Linked DNA regions of Homo sapiens: region 1 is linked to region 2. Evidence: chromatin loops called from intact Hi-C (ENCODE). Cell type or tissue: CD14-positive monocyte. All regions are shown on one strand. Links, peaks and the distances in the headings refer to the core of each region. The heading gives the core; the rest is flanking DNA.

Region 1 (2,922 bases), core at 116-2,615, 73 kb before region 2:
CTGTATTTGATACCCTGCTTCATGCCTCAGAGATCCTAGTTATTTTCTATAAATCTAACTTGCTTATTTTGATAGTAAATAAGCTAAATAAAGCGAAATTATACCTCACCCACATATTCTAAGCAGTTAAAGACATTTGAAGCCTCCAATTTGCAGACTCGTAACTCTGATGATTGAGAGGCATAGCTGAATGACTGGTGGAGAGAGTGATGTGGTTCTCAGGATGGCTGGGTGCTTTCTCTCTGCTTTGATGCTCCTCCAGAGGATGCTTCATTACTTGCAGGATAGAGAACTGATTAAAAAAATACTAATAAAGAAATATATTATCTTGAAAGTTTGGCCTGAAGAATTCAGTATGCAGGATATTATCTCATGCTCAAGTAATTGTTAATCTCAAATGATTCATAAATCAATCCTTAAATACACCTAGTCATTTTGCCAAATTTCACATGTGTGTGTATAACCCAGTACTGACAATGATTTATAATGTAGTAAAATGGGTACAAAGACATTTCGCTGATGGCAGTGTACATCGATACAACTTTTGGAGAGTGCTATGGCAACCGTATTTCAAAAACAATAAGAAGGTTCACAATATTCAATTCAATAATCTCACTCCTGAGAATTTATTCAGGAAAAGAGTCCACAGGAATAATTCAAAGAAGAGGAAAGATTACATACATAATAATGTTCATTACAGAAGCTATGTTCTAGTGAGGCAAACATAAACATAAGTAAGGAATGAAATATATCTATAGATGGTGAAAAATGACATGATGCGAATAAGCGTGATGATGTGATATGATGCAATAGAGAAGAATGGGAAGGCGTTCTGTTCATATGATGTTCAGGGAAATTCCCTCTGAGGGGAATGACCTTTGAGCCAAGACCTGAAAGTAAGAATGAACCAGTCATGTGAAGAGCTCAGTGAAAAGCATCCCAGAGGACATCAGCTACAAACATGTTGAGATAGGAAAGAGCTTGATAGGTCAGGAAGGGGATTATCCATGTGATCAGAATGGGGTGAGCCAAAGGAGAGAAGCATAGGTAGAGTTGGGGTGGGAGACGGTAGACGGTGTGATGTGTGAAAACGCTAGAATCAAAGATGCATGCGATGAGCCCCGCTACATGAAGGTTTTGCATGCATATGAAGACAAACTGCGGGAAAACATAGAAAAATAAAAAAGAATAGTGTATTTTTTTAAAAAAATTGCTGTAAACATTTTTACAATATTATTTGCCCAAAATTAAGATTGACTTGGTTGAATATGCAAAACACAGTCTTGATATTGCACCATTATGACATGAAACCCATTCTCCTTCACCCCTATGCCCATTCCCACTTCATTCCCACCCATTCCTGCATGGTAGATGTAATCTTCCTTAAAGACCTTCTTTTCCGCTGTAGCATGCTCCATGATGCCAACCACAACGACTGATTCACCTTAAACCCACGAAATTGAATTTACCTTGAGAACTCAGTTCACTTTGAAAACCCCTAGAAACATAATTCTATAGTTTTTAACCCTGTACTCAAGTCGCTCACAGCCTCAGGGCAGAGTTCTTATAATACAAAAATCTGCCTTTAATAACAGTCTGAACTATTGAGCCCCAAGGAATCAGAGGAGCAAGGCTATCTGCAAAATGTAGAAAATGGACAATGCCTAAATCCATTCACATTTTTCAGGTGAAGCAAATAAAATTTTAATAATCAATATTTTAATAATCAATCATCAGTGGGCATATACCGTTAGTGCTCACCCATACCAATGTGCTCATGGACATTTTCGGGTCTCCTCTGCAGTTAGGTAGGGTGGGCCATTTGCCGAATATGGTCTATGGAATGTGAACGGCAGTGAAATGTTCCTTCCAGACTCGGCATCTGGTATGATTTCCCTATGGTTTCTTTTCCTGTCCACATGGCTGGGACTGAAAGGATCCAAGAATGCAGAGCACATGTAGAAGGAGGGCAGATCTCTGAGTCACTACATGAAGGAGAGCTGCCCAGAAGAGCTGCTGGACCCCATCAGGCTCCATGTGAGTGAGAACTAAACTTGGATTGTTTTAAGCCTCTGAGAGTTCGGGAGCCATTTGTGACAACAGCTAGCACATATTACCTTTCCAAATTATGACATGCTCTATGAGATGGATTTGCAGAGTCGTCCCACTTCCTCTGTTTTTTTAGAACTCTTATTTTCATAAAATATTGAACCATATGTCTCTTTGGAAGACACCAATTATATTTCCCAATCTCAATTATTATGTCTACAGTAGAAAAAGAAACCTTAAGATTCTCCAACATGGAGAAAACAAAACATGGCCTAATAGACTCGTGCTGCCAGATTGATGCTGCCTGTAAAAGTCCAAAGAGCGCAATGGAATTCCAAAGGATCTCTTCGTTTGGGGTTTTGCTTTTTCCTGTGTTGCTCCTTCTGCCTGAGGTGCCTTTCCCCTCTTCTCTGCCTGTCACCATCTCACCAATGTTGAATGGTCCAACTCAAATATCAGCTCTCCTTCAGAACCTTTCTCTAGCCAGCCCCAGGCAGAATTAATCACTTCTTTTTTTGTCCTTGAAAAGCTCATCGATGACCTCCTAGATGACAGACCCAAGGTCTTCTTTTCAGTCTATATCCTATTTGATCTCTTTTGCATTTGTTAATATTAAAAACCTCCTCTTTATTTTTTTAATATCCTTTTTTAGTATTTGAGATTTTGCTCCCTATGCATTCTGTGCTTACCTTTCTCACCACTCTTCTCACCCCCTCTTCTGGCCCCTTCTGCACTTTCTCCTTAGATGTTGATGTCTCCCTGTTACATCCTTGACTCTCCACTTACTTCACAAACTCACTAAAGAATTTCATCCTCTCCCTTGGTTTCTATAACTAACAGTTAACCAACGACACCAAAAGGGATGTCTCCAGC
Region 2 (2,922 bases), core at 97-2,596:
ACAATAGGATTGCCTGCCTGGCAGCTGCTGTAGAAGTTTTGGAAATACAGGTCCTTAGTAAATCCTCAAGGTCTCAGGGGAGAGTAAAATCCAGGCCTTTCAACACAGGATACTCAAGTTAATCTGGAGGTCTAATCCACTTAGAGTGTTGCTTTTAACTCCCATTTGAAGCGACAGAGAGGCCAGCACTAAGGCAGATAAGCCCTTCCCTCTCAGTAGGGGCTCGGCCACACCAGCACCCCACGGGTAACCTTTCCGAGGCTTGTCCAGTTACATTACATGACATGTTGTGATTTATATTTTAGCCCCGAGGACAAAGCCCAAAGAACTGTGTCTCTGTGAGGTAGGGCCCCCTGGCTTTCTTTTCATCACTGGAAACCAGGGGCACCTCAGAGGCCCCATGCTGAACAGAAAAAACGCTACTGGGGCACTCTGGATCCCTCTTTATGGATGCGGGGAGCCAAAGCCTCTGGGCTGACGTGGACCACATTATCAGAAAAATAATGACCACACTCTAAAAACAAATAGATGACTCCGGGGCTGTGGGTTTCTGGCTGATGTTCATTCAAATGCAGAAAGCAGACAGTGCTCTCCCTGCAGCTCTTCCAGACAGGTCCATCCTGAATGCCCCCCGTGGAAGGCCAGACAGGCGCAGCCAAAAAATAAGTTGATAAATAAATAAAACAAAAATAAACAGCCAGAGTTATTATTTTCAAAGACATAATAGAACATGGACAACGGAGACATTAACTCATAGGAAAGAGAAATAGATATTTAAGTCATTTCCTCTTCTGTAACACCTGACTTTTAAATTGGTCTCCACTTTATTTTTAAGAACTTGAGTGATTTTTAAGAAAACAAATATTTCGGATACTTTAAGTCACTGTATTATAGTACCTGCCTTCCCTTCTAAGGATATAAAAGTTGGAGGTGACACTCCTTTTTCCAATTTCCCTTTTATTTGTAAAAGTAAAAGGATGTGCACACATTTACATGTGTGAGTGTGTGAGTGTTGGGAGGCGGTGGGTGTGTGCATGTGTGTGTGTTGTGTCTTTCCTCCTACCACGACCTCTGTAAACTGATGACCTTCCTCTGGCCCTTGAGATGATGCATAAAGTGCAATTTGTAATTGCAATGTCTGATGTTGGGTTTACGATGCAATCATATCTTGCTTTCCCCAAAGGCTGCACCTAACCACACTGCTGGGAGATTCTGCATGTGCCTGGGACCTACCTAGATCCCAGTTTCCTCATCGATACCACAAGCCAATCAGAGCAGATGACATTGAAAGTCACTCTCCTATTAAATCCTATGAGGCTAGAAAAGTTCAGTTTTACCAAATGGATGTGTTAAGAGCTCATTTTCTTTTCCAAAGGACTGACAGGCAGAATGCCTTATGCAGAAAGACCTCTGGGTAGATCGTATTTCAGGAACAAGAGTCCCCATCCCAGCCCTCATGCTGACAGATGACCCAACCTGCCAAAACTACATTCACACTTCTCTTTTTATGAAGCATGTGGATAGCAGACATCTTAGAAGGAAGTTGCTGAAAATCATTTTAGACTCAGTAGGATAAGAGGTCAGAGCAATTAAAAATTAAAAATGGCAGTTTGCTTATTAAAATGTGAGATCCCGAGCTCTTTGAAGCCCCAGACCATTCCTGCATATCTCAGTTCCCCTTGGTGCAGGCCCTGGATTTAAAGGCATTCTGGAGATGTTTATGACTTGAATTGAGGCCACTACCAATTCAAGGGTGAGAAACAGTCATCAGCAAATATTATGGCACCAAACTCTAGAATGGCTGGTGCCCTTTCATAAGAGTTCATTGCTCTATGGGGGGGATTAAAGCATTTCATATAAATCCTGTTTATGTTTTCCCAAGAATGTGTTTAAAGTATTCAGACACAAGTAAATGTGACTGGCGTCCTAATCTCACCGCAGAAGATAAAAGAAACGTTTCTCTTTTGAAGTGAGTAGGTAGCAGCTCCATTTGTTCTTCTAAATTTCCCTGGAAAGGGTTGACTGAGTTGAAGGTGTTGGAATGGGGAAGCAGAAACCAGAGAAGCCAAAACCATCACCTCCGCACCCCCTCGAGGGCCTCTCTTTCTCAGCTGTGGAGCTGATACCCTCACTGAGTGGGTTCATCCCTTGCTATTCCGAGCTGGCAAAGCGCAGACACCCCGTCCACATCCTTATAGGTCCAGAGCTGCCTTGGAGATCTGAACCCAACAGGACCATCTCAGAGTCCACAGCCAGCCTGAGTCAACGCTGGACTCTGTACTGTGAAAGGTATGAGCTCTATCAGGGTCTTGGTCAGACAAGGATTCTTGGAGAGAACCCAGACTCCTCAGAGAGGCAGGACTCATTCAGAAATCTACATGGCAATAAACCTTGCTCTCTGGAACTTCCAAGGCATTGTCCCCTTCCACACACCCTCCCCATGCTGGAAGTTCTGAATGCCTGGTCCTAGGAACTCATTAATTTATATTTGCATCAAGCTTACATGATGGCTATGGGCTGTTTTAAGAATCATCTTGACAGGGAAACTAGAAGAGAAGAGATCATTTCAGCTACCAAAGTGGAGGAGAATAGAATCGCAGAGGGGCAGACTGAATGTGCCAGCAACAGGTGCCACTGTCTTTCCAACTCTGCCCCCTGGAATGGTCATCCTGGGACACCCTGGAGCCCCAGGCCCTCTAAGGACTGTGTTCATTCAGCTCACTGGAAATCAGCACTGAGGGTCAAGAAAAACCACAAGGCCCACCCCCAGAGCAATGAGAAGGACTCTCCCTGGCAGAATGAAAGTGTGGTTCTGCACCTGCTTCCCATCTCCTTAGAAGCCCTCAGCCCTGTGTGCTCTGCCACCTCTGCATCCAGGCCGGTGAGGTACTCCAGGACACCTTGAATGAGAGCAGCAGCCTT

Evidence for each region. Peaks named below come from ENCODE experiments on the same cell type or tissue, not always from the same donor. Only the 100,000 strongest peaks of a DNase experiment are listed, where the experiment ranks them.
Region 1: a loop joins it to region 2, with 1.8 times the contacts of the local background. A loop is called at or near these places in 5 of 110 quality-filtered maps.

The regions. Positions count from the first base shown.
Region 1 is chr18:10,273,586-10,276,507 of GRCh38, reverse strand. No RefSeq gene overlaps it. Among named protein-coding and RNA genes, the nearest start is that of LINC01254, 140 kb to the left of the region's middle. In CD14-positive monocyte, for the core only: no CTCF peak of the experiment used is centred there; no DNase peak of the experiment used is centred there.
Region 2 is chr18:10,200,401-10,203,322 of GRCh38, reverse strand. No RefSeq gene overlaps it. Among named protein-coding and RNA genes, the nearest start is that of LINC01254, 210 kb to the left of the region's middle. In CD14-positive monocyte, for the core only: no CTCF peak of the experiment used is centred there; a DNase peak (open chromatin) is centred at 1,462; H3K4me3 peaks cover 636 bases; H3K27ac peaks cover 1,273 bases.